Regions from separate parts of the Homo sapiens genome. Here region 2 is linked to region 1. Evidence: chromatin loops called from intact Hi-C (ENCODE). Cell type or tissue: IMR-90. All regions are shown on one strand.

The links. Hi-C counts contacts between places; a loop is a spot of excess contacts. Peaks named below come from ENCODE experiments on the same cell type or tissue, not always from the same donor. Only the 100,000 strongest peaks of a DNase experiment are listed, where the experiment ranks them.
Region 2: it touches region 1 in a loop (15-fold over the local background); 17 of 110 quality-filtered maps call a loop at or near these places.

What each region holds. Positions count from the first base shown.
Region 1 is chr6:70,952,134-70,960,133 of GRCh38, forward strand. B3GAT2 (beta-1,3-glucuronyltransferase 2) reads right to left here and starts at 4,927. Exons shown (of 4, transcript NM_080742.3): 1 at 3,706-4,927. The coding sequence starts at 4,296. LOC124901229 reads left to right here and starts at 4,295. Exons shown (of 2, transcript XM_047419611.1): 1 at 4,295-4,395; 2 at 4,499-6,784. The coding sequence starts at 4,295. The coding sequence ends at 5,225. RefSeq lists silencers at 3,519-3,658, 4,129-4,258 and an enhancer at 4,187-4,702. In IMR-90, a CTCF peak has its summit at 3,974 (motif pointing left); a DNase peak (open chromatin) is centred at 3,948; H3K4me3 peaks cover 869 bases; H3K27me3 peaks cover 4,647 bases.
Region 2 is chr6:70,516,228-70,524,227 of GRCh38, forward strand. It overlaps FAM135A (family with sequence similarity 135 member A), which reads left to right. Exons shown (of 22, transcript NM_001162529.3): 13 at 6,286-6,359; 14 at 7,740-7,894. Among named protein-coding and RNA genes, the nearest start is that of SDHAF4, 47 kb to the right of the region's middle. In IMR-90, a CTCF peak has its summit at 4,553; no DNase peak of the experiment used is centred here.

The DNA.
Region 1 (8,000 bases):
TTTATCTGCCTAGTACACAAATAGCTGAATAGCACCCAACAAAAGATTCAAGCAAGGGGCTTCTTTAGTTCATTGCTTTCCAGAAACATCTTCTAGATGCAATCTCAGTCACTGACTCCTTTGATAACCCCTTAAGTGTCTGAGAGCCAGCCTGTCTTCCAGTCTTATTTCATTAACTTCAAAATTTCTAAAGTTTTTTTTTTTCTTGCTTGGAAAGTGCTATTTTTTTTTAGTATTTCAATTCAATTGATTTCCAGAGGTGAAACCAACTTCACCTGAAAAGCATCTGTTTTAAATTTAAGAAAGCTTTGAAGGTTTTCTGGTGAAAAACAGAAATCTGATCAATAGTGTTATTGAAAACATGACTAAAAATAAAGTCACATTTATCTGTAGTTGTGGCTTTTATTAAAGCAGCTTAAATCCTTTGCAAGTAAGCTTTTCCAGAGAGGGAGATGGATAGGATGCACAGGGAGGCAGGATTACCTGTGATCCACAGTGCAAAACCCCATCAATGCCACAGGAAGAAGAGGAGTAGCTGTTGAGATTTTTGAAACCTGAAAAACCCCACCACCTCCTTCTCCAATGAACAGGCCCATTTCTGTAGCTAAGATTCACACTAAACTTCATTTGCAAATGGATTTGGCTGTTAACATAAGAGTATTCAATGCAAATATTTCTTTCCTGGCAATGCAGATCAGTTGAAAGGAAAGGCTGAAAATTAGTTAGCTGTATGAGATGACAAAGCACCATTCCAGTTACCAGGGAGGAATAATTGAACACAGATTGCCTGTTGCGTCTTTAATTTAATTTGGAGACCTTTCATCCTTTGCTTTCCTTCATTTGCAGCCAATACTTACGGAGCTAATTTGTACGTGGTTCATTTTCCTCCTTTTATCTTATCCACTTTAACATCAACCATGGAAATTAGAAGCACCATGAATAAAAGATGAAACCTGACTTGGGGTATTCTTTCCTTAAGTACTGTGAATTACTGAAAAACTAATTGGTGTGCATGCACAATATAAAGGGCTGAGATATATGCCTCAGCCCTATAGCATTCCTAATCAGCATCTTTGCTTTCCCCCAAGGAGCTGTAGATTTTCAATGTTTTATCTGGTCCTACGTTTTCTCCAGAGAACAATGTCTAAACTATAATTTACACGGAATCATTAATCTGAGAACGGGTGTATGGTAGGCTGTCTCACAAATAAACCTACGGATTTCCAAATTCTGGAAAATGCACAAGACTAAGAATTCATAAATTCCACTAGCCTAATGATGGAATTCAATAATGTTTGCCATGCATGGAAAATGTTATAATAAAGAAAACTGAATGTATCAGCATACATATATGTCAAACAAAGGCCTAATCTGTCCAAAAACAATGCTGGTGGGGGAGTGGTAGAGAAAGGTACTAGTCATAAAATTACTGTCTGGGAGTGACCTCCAGGAGATAGAAAACTTAAATTCTAAGTATGTCATGCCTATTATGCTTAAAATGACAACAGAAACAATAAACCTGTTGTATTTTTTGTATATGTGGCACCTCACCATTAAAAAATGTTGCATATGCTCTTATTTTATTTTATTGCATTACTTCCAATTGTACAAAAGTTTAGTGTCTTGAAAGTTTTGCGTTTTTCCTTTATAATGTCCTCTCTGACAACACTATTTTTTTCTCCTTACCCTCTCCTCATTTTATATTTTCCCCCATATGGACTAATGAAAAACCTACTGGAATTTTCTCCTGATGCTTAATATCCCCCACCAACAAACCCTCCTTTCAGTTTGGGAAGCATCAAAGGAAGGCTGTGTCCTGAATCATTTCACTGCCTGCGTGTGCCAATTCTTCTAACACCTCACACCAAGAGGCTAGAAGCTCGGAATAAACTAAATCATTCCTCCTTCACAATCTAGCCTCCTACAGTGTTCATTAACAGTAATGTGCACTATTTTACTTCAACAAGACCACATATTGTCACAGACGAGGCAACTTCGAAGTTGTAGAAGAAAATAAAAAGACCTTGCGGTTTAAAAATTGTGGTGCATTGAAATGTACAGTCTTTGCTTCAGATGCAAGCCACTTTTTTCTTTTGGAGGGGGGAGCACTGATGCAGGATTAAAAGCCCAGTTAAAAACGTCAGATGGTATCTCTAATCTTGGGTTGAGTAAGGACCATACTATACAATGCCAAGCTTATTTATTCATTTGGAGAAACGTGGAAAGAAAGCCCTCTACAGTGAAAGGATGGAAAAGAAAAGATGAAGGACAATTACTGTGCCTTTTATTCATGAAAGAGAGGATGAATAGAAATGAAGGCGGCAATTACCTTTAAGAAAATTTTTTTAAAGCCACACAGAAAAATTAAACTGGAAGAGTACAGAATAGCTCTGCCCTGGGGTTAAGAAAGCAACCCAGAGATGAGGATGAAAGTGTGGGAAGCAGTTAGGGTATCTGATGACCAGACACACAGATTATTTTAGCAGTTCAGTGTCCAACTCACACATAGTATTTTCCCAATGTCCAGTTTACTTGGGAGAAGGGGAATTGAGGGGGAGTCTCTGAAGCAGGACGTCAAGAAATTTCAGGTGGAGGAAGGCAACAGTCTCACAGGGCGTCAAATCAATCAAGAAGATTTTCTTTGGCTGTAATTGCGTAGACAGAAGAAAACTGAGAAAACCCATGCCACTCAGTCTCATTTGCAGGCTACACACACACACACCGCAAGATACCAGCCTCAAGGAAGAACACCTGTTCTAACCCTGTGCCTGCCGGGGGCGGCGGGGGGGGGCGGTGCGCGCGTGGCCATCCCAGGGAACTCATGGGCCATCTCAACAGCAGGGAGCCCGGATGCACTCAGGACCTGGCTGCACCAGAAAGACGCAAAAGGCCCCGCCAAATGTGTCCTGGCTAACTCGCCAAAAAGAGGCCTTAGAGAAAGGTTGTGAAAAGGGATCAGGCAGCCCAGATGTTTACCTTGGGCTGCAAAAAAGACGTAACCACAGGGCAGAACAGTTTATTTTCCAGAAAGGGTTTTCTTGCAAAAAAAAAAAAAAAGTAATCTTGAGGGTCAGAAAAGACTTTTGTGAGGTGTGGGAAAGAGAGGAAGGACCTCCATAGAAGTCAGTGTTTCTTCTAACAACCATTTCCGTGCCAGTGGGCCGCAATAGTCAAATTTCTCTCTAGGCTATCTCCACCTTTCTCCCTATATGGTCCTAGACTGAGAATCACACCTGTAGGCACTGAAAAGCCTCGAGTAACACCTAGCCTACCCGTCCCCACCACCCCCACCCCTCCACCGCCACCCGCTACGGTGCAGGTCCCTCCCTGATCTCCTATCGCAGCCAGCGCCTGCAGGTCTAAGCTCCATCCTCAGGTCGTCAGGAGCCTGGCCCCTGGAAATCATTCCCGCGCCTCACACCTGTGCTATTCTCTTGACACAATCTCCACACAGAAAAGCCCCAGGGCAGACTCCCGCCCCTTAAGCCACAGTGATCCTCTCACACACAGCCCCTCCACCCCCACGGCCAGCGGAGGCTGCGGAGTGCCAGCAAGGAGCGGCTCCACTCGGTGCCCCGAATGCGCGCACGGAGAACTGAGAACTCAAAAGTGCACCCGGAGTGCAAGGGGCGTGTGACTGCAGCCCGGCCGGCCCGGAGGCCCACTCCCGCCCTCGCCCACCCAGCGGGGCAGGCTGGCCTTTACCTCCTGGAAGAGCTCCAGACTATAGGTGTTGTCGTCGTCAGCGAAGAAGAGCACGCCGGGCTGCGCGCGCTGGTGCTGGTGCCTCTGGCGCAGCCAGGCGAGGCCCGCGTTGCGCTGCTCAGTGGCGCGCGGCAGCCCGGGCCGCTTGTAGCGCCGCGGCGTGGGCACGTGCAGGTGAGTGCTGGGCAGCCCGGCCCGCGCCAGGAAGCGGCTCACCAGCTCGCTGCGCGCCGCCGCGTCCTCCACCAGGATCCAGTGCAGCTGCGCCACCTGGCGGAACGTGTTGGCCAGGCGGGTCAGCTCCGCTTTCTGCACCGGGCGGCTGTAGGTGGGCGTGATGGCATAGATGGTGGGCAGCTGCGGCTCCGGCTGTGGCTGCGGCCGAGACTGGTTGCGCTTTTGGGTCCCGTGAGCCGGGCCGCCCCTGCGGAGCGGGAGTCGGGCGCCCCCGCGGCCCACCGCGTAGGGAGAGAAGTAGGGGCGCGGGGTGAGCGGGGGCACTGGCCTGCGCGTGTCCACGTCGAGCATGATGATGACAATTAGGATCCAGGGCAGGAGGATAAAGAAGCGGGTGAAAAGCGCGGACTTCATGGTGCACGCTCCCTGGCCTCTCGGACACCCCAGAGAGGGGCGAGCCGAGGGACCCCAGTGCGCAGCTTGGACAGCGGCGGCGCCAGCACTTAGGGAGTGGTGATGGGTGCGCTGTCCATGGGGCCGAGGGCGCTGCAGAGACCTGGAGCCGCGGGGCTCACTACCTGGGCGTGGAGGAGCGGCAGGTTCGCGCAAGCTAGAGCGACAAGGGGTGCAGGCGGGCGGGCAGGGGCTGCCCCCGACTCCAGGTGAGCTGGCGGGAAGCGGGACTCGGTCCAGCCGCGCGCCGCCGGTCCCGGAGTTGTGCCGAGTGCGGGAAAGGCGCTGATCCCCACCGCGCTCTTTCTGAAGAGTGGAAGCCGAGAAGCGGCACCCGGTGCGCCTCGCCGCTCCAGTCCGGCGGTGCTGCGGGCACAAGGGCTCCAGCCGCGGGCCCCCAGGACGCTCTCTGGGACGCCTTCGAGGGCGGGCGGCGGCGCTGGGGGCTTTCCTTCCTCACATTCCCGCCGGGGTGGCGAGGAGCGGGTGGAGACGCTGGGGGTTGTGTCCCGGCTGTGTTCGCGCGCCGCAGCGGAAGCCTGCTCTCAGTCCCTTGCTCTTGTCTTCTCAGAACCTCTCCGGATCCAGCAGCAAGATCCCAAAGCAAGGAAAGAAAGAAAAAGCGAGGGGGCGGGGGCGCTGCAGAATCCAGCGTCCTCCCAAGTCCTCCTGTGGGAAGACAGCAGCGCTGCTACTGGTGGAGAGGGGCTGCGAGAGGGAGGCGCGGAGGGACCCCTTGGCTCTCCGCCGGGTCTGGCGCTAACGGCCCCGCGAGCAAGCTCGGGAGGCGGCCGCTGCACCGCGGGTGGAGGAGCGGGAGGAGCGTCCCCGCGGGGCTGCACGACCTCCTGGAGGGGGTGATGCTCGTTCACCTCTCTTCAGCTTTGTGAAATACCGCAAGGTCTTTGGAGATGAGCCAGGAAAATCCATTCACGTGCGGAAATTTGCCGGGCTACGCGCGTTGCTGCTGATGCCTAGGGTTCGGAGTGAAAGGAGGGGAGAAAGCGAAGGGATTCCTCCTCCTGCTCCCAGCTGCTGCGTTGATGTGCTGGGGTGTATCGAACAGCGGCAACAAAAAGCGCTTTCACTGCAAGGCAGACATCAATAGGAGCCCACGGAGATGGAGGGGTGCTGCACATAGGTGTTTGGCATGTGAGACAGTCCATAAGAAAGAATCAATTCGGAGGGCTGCTGCCTGACTGCAGTTTGATCATGGCGGGTGGGGGCGGGTGGAATTCCTAAAACTCCAGCCGAGCATGTTTAACTTATTTTTCTTCAGTAATTTGGAGTCACGGTCCCTCCCAGTTCTTCGCTGTCACCGGAATTACTCCGTTTGGCTCTCCCAAGGCTCCTGTCAAGAAGGCCTAAGAAGTAGAATGGCCTTCATTTTCAGGATAAGGAAGCTGAGGTTCAGGGTTTAAAATGATTTCTCTGAGGTCAGTGGCAAGTGGCATATGGAAATAGAACGTGGGTCTCCTGCGTGTGTCTATAGCTAGTGGCGTCCTCACTGCATGGCCTGCAGAAATCCCACCCAACACAGCCGGGCCGGTTTGGCCTTCCTACATATAAAGATGGTGCGATTGAAATCAAACAGAGTGTACCATGACGAATAGAACCATGATAGGGTCTGGAAGACCCCAAGTAAACAGTTGGCACTTAGTTTAGACACTTTTTGCTGTCTAGCTGGCCTACTAGCTGAGTGCCTGACCTTCTGTAACTTACCAGGAAGAAGGGCTGTGCTTCCCAGGCAGGTCCCAGGGAAGTGCTTGCAAAGCAGAAGGAAAGCTCCAGACTGTTCTGCCCTAGCCTATGATAAATAATTTCTGAGCCCATCTTGTCTGGGTTGTCTGCCTTTCTCGGGCTTGTTCACAAATAAATCTCTCTCCGACTGTGCGTTCTGGTGCAACTGAGAGCTCTGGGGCGAATGGCTCTCCAGCTTTTCTGACAGCTCCTCTTCTCCCAGTCCTACCCCTGAACCCCCCACCTGTTAAAAGGCATTGGCTCATCTGTGAATTTCCCTAACTTCCTCTTCAGATTCTGAAACGTGAGAGTGAAATTTCAGACTAACACCCAGCCACCCCAACAACTCCCTAGAGCTAGCCTTCTGTCCCAACTTCCCTGTGCCATCCACAACTCATACATTAAACTCTGCAGATTAGTGCATCCTAAACATAGAAAACAACGAAGCCATTAGACCTCTTCCCATTCTCTCGAATAGCCTAATGTGCCTCTGAATATAACACAACCTTGGAAATGTATTCTGCACCAGCATCATGCCAGGATGGGGAAGAGGAAAGAAGTCAAGGCCTCCCTTTAAGAAAAGGTTTTTCTTAGGAAGCAGTGCACCCCTCTCCCCTAAGTTACTGAAGTCTGGTTCATCCTGTTGGAAATTTTAAATTTGGTTAAAATGCCTTGTGTTTGCTGGAATAAAATTCATGTTGTTACTGAATTGTACTAAAAACATCACTAACCTTTGTTAGTGGGGAACTTTTGGTTGGTCCAACTATGCCATAAAACCTATTTGCTATTACATCCTCTCCAGGAACCAGGGCTATTCAGAGATGAAACACTGTGTGTGTGTGTGTGTGTGTGTGTGTGTGTGTGTGTCTGTGTGTGTGAGAGAGAGAGAGAGAGAGAAAGACAGACAGACAGGGTCTCTCTTCAATGCCAAGGCTGGGGTGCAGTGACTTGAACACAGCTCACTTCAGTCTCGATGTCCTGGGCTCAAGCAATCCTCCTGCCTCAGCTTTTTGAGTAGCAGGAACTACAGATATAAGCTGCTACACCCTGCTAATTTTTTCATTTTAGTTTTTGTAGACTGGGGTCTCCTATTACCCAAGATGGTCTTGAACTCCTGGGCTCAAGCAGTCCTTATGCCTTGGCCTCCCAAAGTGCTGGGATTACAGATGTAAGCCATTGTGCCTAGCCCAAAGCACTTTCAAAATCAATTGAATTTGCAGTTTGAGACTTTAGCTCATGCCCAGAATTCATGGGTGTCATAAAACACAACACTTAATTAGCACATCACAGACTGTCACTTCATTTTTTTCTATTACCCTTAGCATTTGTACCCAGGTTTATTTCATTCAGTCATCTGTTGGGGAGCTTCATGGTTCTTGGAGTCAGGCAGACCTGGGTTTGAGTCCCCTCTGGGATACTTTCTACTGTGCAACTTTAGAAAATCAGTGAACCTCCCAAGGCCTGTTTCCTCATCTGGAAAATGGGGTTAATAATACATACTCCATGGGAATCTTGCAAGGATTAAATGGTGTATGTTGGGTAGTTTGAAGAAGAGCCATTATTACACAGGCAGTCAATAAATGATATTTCAATACAGATAACCCTTCCTCAAAAGAACACCTTAACACAAGAGATCTTGATGGATCATCGTTATCAAATGAATATAAAATGAAATCTAAACAGGACTGATAATGCTTCTAAATAGTACCTCTGCTTGTAATGAAGATAATTCCTAGAGTGTATGTTAGAGTCTTCCCAAGTTGGTCTAGGGAGTGGAAGAAAGAAGAAATAAATTTACCCCAAATGCAAGGTATAGCTTGTCATGCAATAAGGATGACATGATTCCAAGTGACATTTATTTCAGATGGCTGAATATGCCATATTGTTTTACATTAAGCCACTCAATATGTGGCCCCGAATCTCTT
Region 2 (8,000 bases), 440 kb before region 1:
AGGTCCAGACCTAGGGAACTTTTTAAAAGTTGTGCAAGTGATTAACAGGGTTAGGGTATCCCTGAGTAACTGTGCTAGAAAGAGTGGGAACTGAAATTTGGCCTGTCCTCCTTGGAGTCTAGTTGCATCTGCCTGTAGAAGGAGCATGTTTTTGAAATTTATACTTTAAAGCTGCCATATGGATTAGCAGGATCCTAGATTCTAATGTGGACCCATTACCTTCCAGTAAGGAAACCAGAGTGTCAGTGAATTCTTATTAGCTTTTATTGAGATTTTAATATCATAAAATAGTATTTTCTTTTCTTTTTTTTTTTTTTTTTTTTTTTGAGACAGAGTCTTGCTCTGTCACCCAGGCTGGAGTGCAGTGGCGTGACCTCGGCTCACTGCAAGCTCCGCCTCCTGGGTTCACGCCATTCTCCATCTCAGCCTCCCAAGTAGCTGGGACTACAGGCACTCGCCACCATGCCTGGCTAATTTTTTTGTATTTTTGGTAGAGATGAGGTTTCACCGTGTTAGCCAGGATGGTCTCGATCTCCTGACCTTGTGATCCGCCCATCTCGGCCTCCCAAAGTGCTGGGATTACAGGTGTGAGCCACCGTGCCCAGCCATAAAATAGTATTTTCAACAGTATTGATGGAACTTATATTCTAGTAGAGGGGAAAAGTTAGGAATAGCTTGTATAGCCATTCTTTTCCACTTTAAGAACCTCTTTACAATGATGCATTATTTACTCAAAACATTATGAAGTTTGCATTTTTAAGAAGAGATACTTATTGCTTAAACTACTTGATCTGATATTCTTTGAGTATAACTGTGAATGTCTATTTTCTAAATAAATTAAAAGTACTTCTTTCTGGGAACATATTGCTTATTTATAGTATATAATTTGATGCTTTTATATTTCGCAAGGTTTAGGCAGACTTCCAATTTGGCTATAACTATAAGCATAAACAATATTTTATCACCTTTATGTGTATATATACAAACCACATCTAGCACTTCCAGTAAATAAGTCTATCCAGGTGGGGGATGGTGGCTTATGCCAATAATGCTAACATTTTGGGAGGCTGAGGTGAGTGGATCACTTGAGCCCAGGAGTTCCAGACCAGCCTGGGCAAGATGGGGAAACCTCATCTCTACAAAAAATACAACTATTAGCCAGGCATGGTGGTGTGCACGTCTTTTTCCTTTTTTTTTTTTTTTTTTTTTAGATGGAGTTTTGCTCTTGTCACCCAGGCTGGAGTGCAATGGCACGATCTTAGCTCACTGCAACCTCTGCCTCCCCGGTTCAAGCAATTCTCCTGCCTCAGCCTCCTAATTAGCTGAGATTACAGGTGCCTGCCACCATGTCCAGCTAATTTTTGTATTTTTAGTAGAGACAGGGTTTCACCGTGTTGGTTAGGCTGGTCTCGAACTCCTCCCCTCAGGTGATCCACCTGCCTCGGCCTCCCATAGTGGTGGGATTACAGGCATGAGCCCCATGCCCAGCCAGTAGTGTGATCTTTAATGGGTAATTTTTTTTCTTTAAATATTCTAACCATAATCTTTGATGTTACTATTGGAATTGTTTTGAAGCACCACAGTTGTGCCCATATATGACAGTGAACTTAATACATGTTGTGTTTGTTCTGACTGTTTCACCAACTAGCATTCCCTTCATCTCTCTTCCTCTACTTGGGTCTCCATATTCCCTGAGAAACAGCAATATTTAAATTAGGCCAGTTAATATGCAATGATCTCTAAGTGTTCAAGTGAGAGGAAAAGTTGCAAGTTTCTCAATTTAAATCAGAAGCTCGAGATGATTAAGCTTAGGGAGGAAGGCATGTCGAAAGCCAAGATAGACTGCAAGGTAGGTCTCTTGCACCAGTTAGCCAACTTGTGAATGTAAAGGAAAAGTTATTGAAGGAAATTGAAATGCTTTTCTAATGGAACGATAAGAAAGTGAAACAGCCTTAGTAGTGATGTGGGAAAAGATTGAGTGTTCTGGATAGAAGATCAAACCAGCCACAACAGTGCCTTAAGTCAAAGCCTAATCCACAGCAGGGTCCTAACTCTTTTCAATTCTATGAAGGCTGAAAGGTAAGGAAGCTACAGAAGAAAAATTTGAAACTAGCAGAGATTGGGTGTTGAGGTTTAAGGCAGGAAGTCTCCATAACATAAAAGTGTGAGGTAAGGCAGCAAGTTCTGATGGAGAAGCTACAGCACATTATCCAGAAGATCTAGCAAAAATAATTGATGAAGGTGGCTGCACTAAACAACAGGTTTTCAATGGAGATAAAACAGCCTTCTAGTAGAAGAAAATGCCATCTAGGACTTTCATAGCTAGAAAAGAGAAATCAGTACATGACTTTAAAGGGCAGGCTGACTCTCTTGTTAGGAGCTAATGTAACTGGTGCCTTGAAGTTGAAGCCAGTACTCATTTACCATTCCTAAATTCTAGAGCTCTTGAGAATTATGCAGAATCTACTCTGCTGCATTAACAAAACAACAAAGCCTAGATTACAGCACATCTGTTTACAGCATGGTTTACTAAATATTTTAAGCCCACTGTTGAGACCTACAGTTCAGGAATAAAAAGATTCCTTTCAGAATATTATTGCTCATTAATATTGCACCTACTCAGCCAAGACCTCTCATGGAGATATACAAGGAGATTAACGATGTTTCCATGTGGACTAACACAACGATCTATTCTTCAGCCCATGTGATGCATGAGTCATTTTGACTTTCAAACCTTATTACTTAAATACATTTTGTAAGGTGTTGGCTGCCCCAGATGGTGATTCCTCTGGTGGATCTGGGCAAAAGGAAAACTTTTGGGAAAAAATCACCGTTGTAGATGCCATTAAGAACATTCATGATTCAAGGAAGGAGGTCAAAATATCAACATGAACAGAAGTTTGGAAGAGGTTGATTCTAACCCTCATAGGTAACTTTGAAGGGGTCACGACGAGTGGAGAAAATAACTGCAAATGTGGTATAAATAGCAAGAGAACTAGAATTAGAAGTGGAGCCTGAAGATGTGACTGAATGGCTGCAATCTCATTATCAAACTTGAATAGATGAAGAGTTGCTTCTTATGGATGAACAGAGAAAGTGGTTTCTTGAGATAGACTCTACTCCTGGTGAAGATGCTGCGAACATTGTTGAAATAACAAAAGATTTGGAATATTACATAAACTTAGTTGAAAAAGCAGTGGCGAGTCAAGAGGATTGACTCAATTTTGAAGTTCTACTCTGGGTAAAATGCTGTTAAACTGCATCACATGCTAAGGAGAAATCTTTTGTGAAAGGAAGAGTCAATTGATGCAGCAAACTTCATTGTTGTAATTTAAGAAATTGCCATAGCCACTGCAGCCACCCTGATCAGCAGCTATCAATATCAAGGCAAGACCTTCCAGCAGCAAAAGTAGCCGAAGGCTCAGATGATCATTAGCATTTTTAACAATAAAATATTTTTAAAGTATACACATTGGCTTTTTTAAAAAAGGTATAATGCTATTGCACACTTAAGAGACTACAGTATAGTGTAAACATAACTTTTATACACACTGGGAAACTGAAAAAATTCATGTGACTTGCTTTATTGCAATATTCACCTTATTGTGGTGGTCTGGACCCTAACCCATAATATTTCCAAGGCATGCCTATACTAAACATACTTTAGTATAGGTATGATATGATATATATGATAATAATTTAGTTGTGAATTTTATTTAATGTGCTCAGCTTTTAATGCACTAGTATTCCATATTATTAAAAATGCCAGGATATTGGAATATCCATTAAAAGACCTCAAGTATTAATTTTTTATTTATTTTGTGTGATCTTTTATAGGGGAATTCTAGGCTTTTTTTTTAAGGACGGATATTTCTTCATCACGTTCTCATCATTTCTTGTAACTGCCTGTGTACTTACCTCTGTAATTCATTTTTCTTTGTCTAATTTGCTCTTTTAATGTGGTGTGGATTGGGAAAGCAAATAACTGAAACCAAGTGCAATTGTATCAACTAGTAAGTATAAATCAGCTTTGTAATGAAACAATTTTATGATAATTTTGCTATGAGTTAGTGCAAGGACGTAAAAAACATTTGTTCAGTAAACATTTGCAAGGTGCTTATTTTTTTCAAGGTAGCATAGATATTAGATAATCTATCAGATATAGACCCTGCACTCAAGATTAGAATCTAATCTGAATGCACATGTATAGAATTGTAATATAAATACTGTGTTAGCAATTTGAACAGCATTATTAGAATGAACACAGATACAGGAGTATTTAACTCTGTGAAGCATTAACAAATACTTATTTTGAATGCTTGGCTGTCTTCCTCCTAGCTTTTGAATAAGTGATGTTGCCAAATAAGTTTTTTTTTAATTGGGCACACAAAATTCATTTTTTATAAATATCAAAAATGCATGCCAAAATACATACATATACAAAGCAGTAATATATATATTCCCCATATTTGAAATTTAAATTTGTAAATTAAAAATTTTTTTCTGTCAAACTTTTGCCTGAAAATTAGCTGTATTGCCATCAGGTGGCAGTCATACCTTAGTTATGGCCACACACTACAGTTAATACCCTTAGTTGTAATAGCTACAGCATGATAATTATGCTGAGAGTGAATTTAGAAAGAACTTCATTTGGGTGCATACAAGAAAGATTTCTGATAACAAGGAGTCTTAATGCAGAAAGGAAAAGGTAAGTGTTTGGAGCACAAGAACTGGAGTTTCTCAAATCTTCGTTTGAATCACAGGTTTATCGCCTACTAGCTATGTTATCTTGGCCAAATAATTAACCTCTTTGTGTCTTTGTTTCCTCACCTATTAAATGAAGATAATATCATCCTAGAGGTTTTTTTTTGTTTGTTTTTTCTTCATCATTCAATTTGACATTGAGTTTTTATGTGGTTTAAGTCAAAGAATTAGAATAAAGTTTTTAGTGTGGAGACTATGAGGTAGAGTACTGTCAAGAAATGATCATTATTGTAGGACTTAGAGAAGGTAGAGAGAGAAGGAAAAGCAGCTAGCGCCAGTTTCGTAGGTCCAGCTGCAACTGCAGGAATCCAGATAACTTAAAGATGCGTTTTTTTCATGCTTTATAGCCCCAAAGGAAATCATCTTAATAGCCAGACAGGCTGTTATTTTTCTCTCACCTTTCCTTTAATGTTGGAGAGGGGAAAAAAGCATTTGGACCACATATGAAAGTAAAGACACAGAATGCATCCTTCTCATTGATATCTTCTTTTCCCACTTCCCTCATTGACTTGTTTGTCTGAAGACCCAGGTTTATCTGCTTAGGGAAACAAGTTTAGTAAGTCAGAAATTCACCTGGCCGGATATTGATGACAAGTAAAATAGGTCTCTAATTTGTTGGACATTTAAAACCAAAGAATCCTAGATCTTACTTTGTTTAGAAAATAATTGTAGATGTAATATAATTTCTCCTCCCTGTACTGTCCAAATAAGACATCTTTTCTGGCTCCTGTTGCCTAATTTTGCTCCAGTAGCTGACAAAGCCTTTCCTTTCATAATTAAAAATGAAAGGGTTAAAATACAAATATAATGGAAGAAATGTTCAGCTAGATTCAACATGTATTTATCAAGTACTTGATTCTGTAATATGCCAAGATACATGTTTTGTGGGGATGCAAAGGTCATCAAAACATAGCTTTGCCTTTTTTTTGTTTTGTTTTTTTGAGACAGGAGTTTCACTCTTGTCGCCCAGGCTGGAGTGCAAGGGCGCCATCTTGGCTCACTGCAACCCCTGCCTCCTGGGTTCAGGCGATTCTCCTGCCTCAGCCTCCTGAGTAGCTGGGATTACAAGCACCTGCCACCATGCCCCACTAATTTTTGTGTTTTTAGTAGAGACAGGGTTTCACCATGTTGGCCAGGCTGGTCTCGAACTCTTGACCTCAGGTAATCCACCCACCTCAGCCTCCCAGAGTTCTGGGATTACAGGTGTGAGGCACCACGCCTGGCCCATAGCTTCTCTTCTAAAGAACATTACACTTTAGGAGGGGAGATGATTTATTTTAAGACAAAAGGTGGTAAAGGCTATGGTGGTAATCATAATAGTTTATATTTATATATGCTTTCCAGATTTATTTCATGCAGTACAAAAATACATTGGCAACACTGAAGAGGGAGAAGGGAAGTTTAATTCTGACGGGTGATTGTGGAAGGCGTAATGGAGGCAGTTTCTCTCCTTACCATAAGATGCCGGATTGACTTTTTAAATACGTCATGTTATTAATACTCTCCTTTGGAATTTTTTAGGTACGCAGATTTTCTGAGGCATTCTTTTGTTTTGAGCATCCAAGAGAAGCTGCCATTGCATACCAGGAACTTCAGTGAGTAGTATAAATTCAAAATTAAAATGATATTACTTCCTTTTACATAAGATACCTGTCTCAGAATTTATCAGTGACAGAATATACAGTATTAACAATATAAGAAATTAGGAGAATTTGAATTTCAGAAATCCCATCTATAATCAAATTGTTTCATCTTATTAGTTACTTCATTAAAGTTCCATACTTTACATATAAAGAAGCATAATGCACTGTATTCCTCCCTCCTTTTTTATCAGATCTACCATAATCTTGGTAGTCTCATACAGCTTTGGCTGTAGCCTTCCATTTAGCCATATTCTGTCTTTATTTTCACAGGCCAGAATTTCTTATGTTCATCCTTTTTTATTACAGATTTTCATATATACTGTCTTCTGTAATTGTAAATGATTTACAATTAAAATATCCAGAACAAATGCCTTCTATCTTTCCTACTGAGTAGATTTAGTCCTGGTTTTCTTTGGCATTAAGGAATATTTTGAGGACATTATGCTGAGCAAAAAAAGCTAGACATTAAAAATTGAATACTGTATGATTCTACTTATATGAAGTTATAAACAAGCAAAAGCAAGATGGAAAAAAGACAGGACATGGTTTTCTTGGCATTGACTTGTGCTGGATTGGGAAGACATGAGGGAACCATCTGAGTAGATGGAAATGTTCTGTATCATATATCCATTTGTCAAAAGCATACAGCTAAGATTTATATTTTAATGCATATAAATTATACCACAAAAAAAATCCTGTAAATAATAATAGAGTATCAGGGTAGGTAGTGAGTGCTGATAGAAAGGGTATATGTTAACTGTTGAAGTTCGGAGGTATGTATATGGGGTATTTTATACTATTCTTTGATTTGTTTGAAATTTTCCATAAGACAGGGTTTTCTGTTTTAACTGTTTTGTATTAGAAAATTATACATCTTGTTTTAAAATAGCTGTTAATTTTATTTGTCAATATATGTTAAGTAGAAACAGTAGAAATGAAACACGTCTTTTTCCCAGCACTAGCATCAAATAATTATTAAGCAGTTAAGCTTTTGGTATTTCTCTTATATGTGATTTGCAGCAGATTTAGAAGTTGAGACATTAAGCATAGAAATTCACTTTAAAATAACATAAGAAAGTATGGAAGAATATAATGGGAATTACATAAATAATTAGCAGTCTGTAATTTAATAAGTCAATAATTTATTGCCAACAAACTATCATTTTCATTTTACCAGTTTTTATCGCTGACCAAGCAGCTCTCTCATAAGAAGGTTATGTCTTGCAGATGAGGGATAGGAATTGAGGAGGGAAGGGGAAAGGGTAGATTCTACAAAGGGGAGTTGGGTATAATTTTTCTAAATTACAATCTGACTGAAGAAATATTTTTCAGTGCTCAGAGTCATCTACAGATGTGCACCGCTATCAAAAATACTTCCTTCTGCAGTTCTCTTCCACCCTTACCTATTGAATGTAGTGAATTAGATGGAGATCTCAATTCATTACCTATAATCTTTGAAGATAGGTATTTAGATTCAGTTACTGAAGGTAAGTGTAATCTAACTAAAATATACAAGCTATGTGTATAGTTTTCAGTATATTCTTCCTAATATACATAAAACCATTCCCTAATGTGGAATAGTTTTTTTCCCTC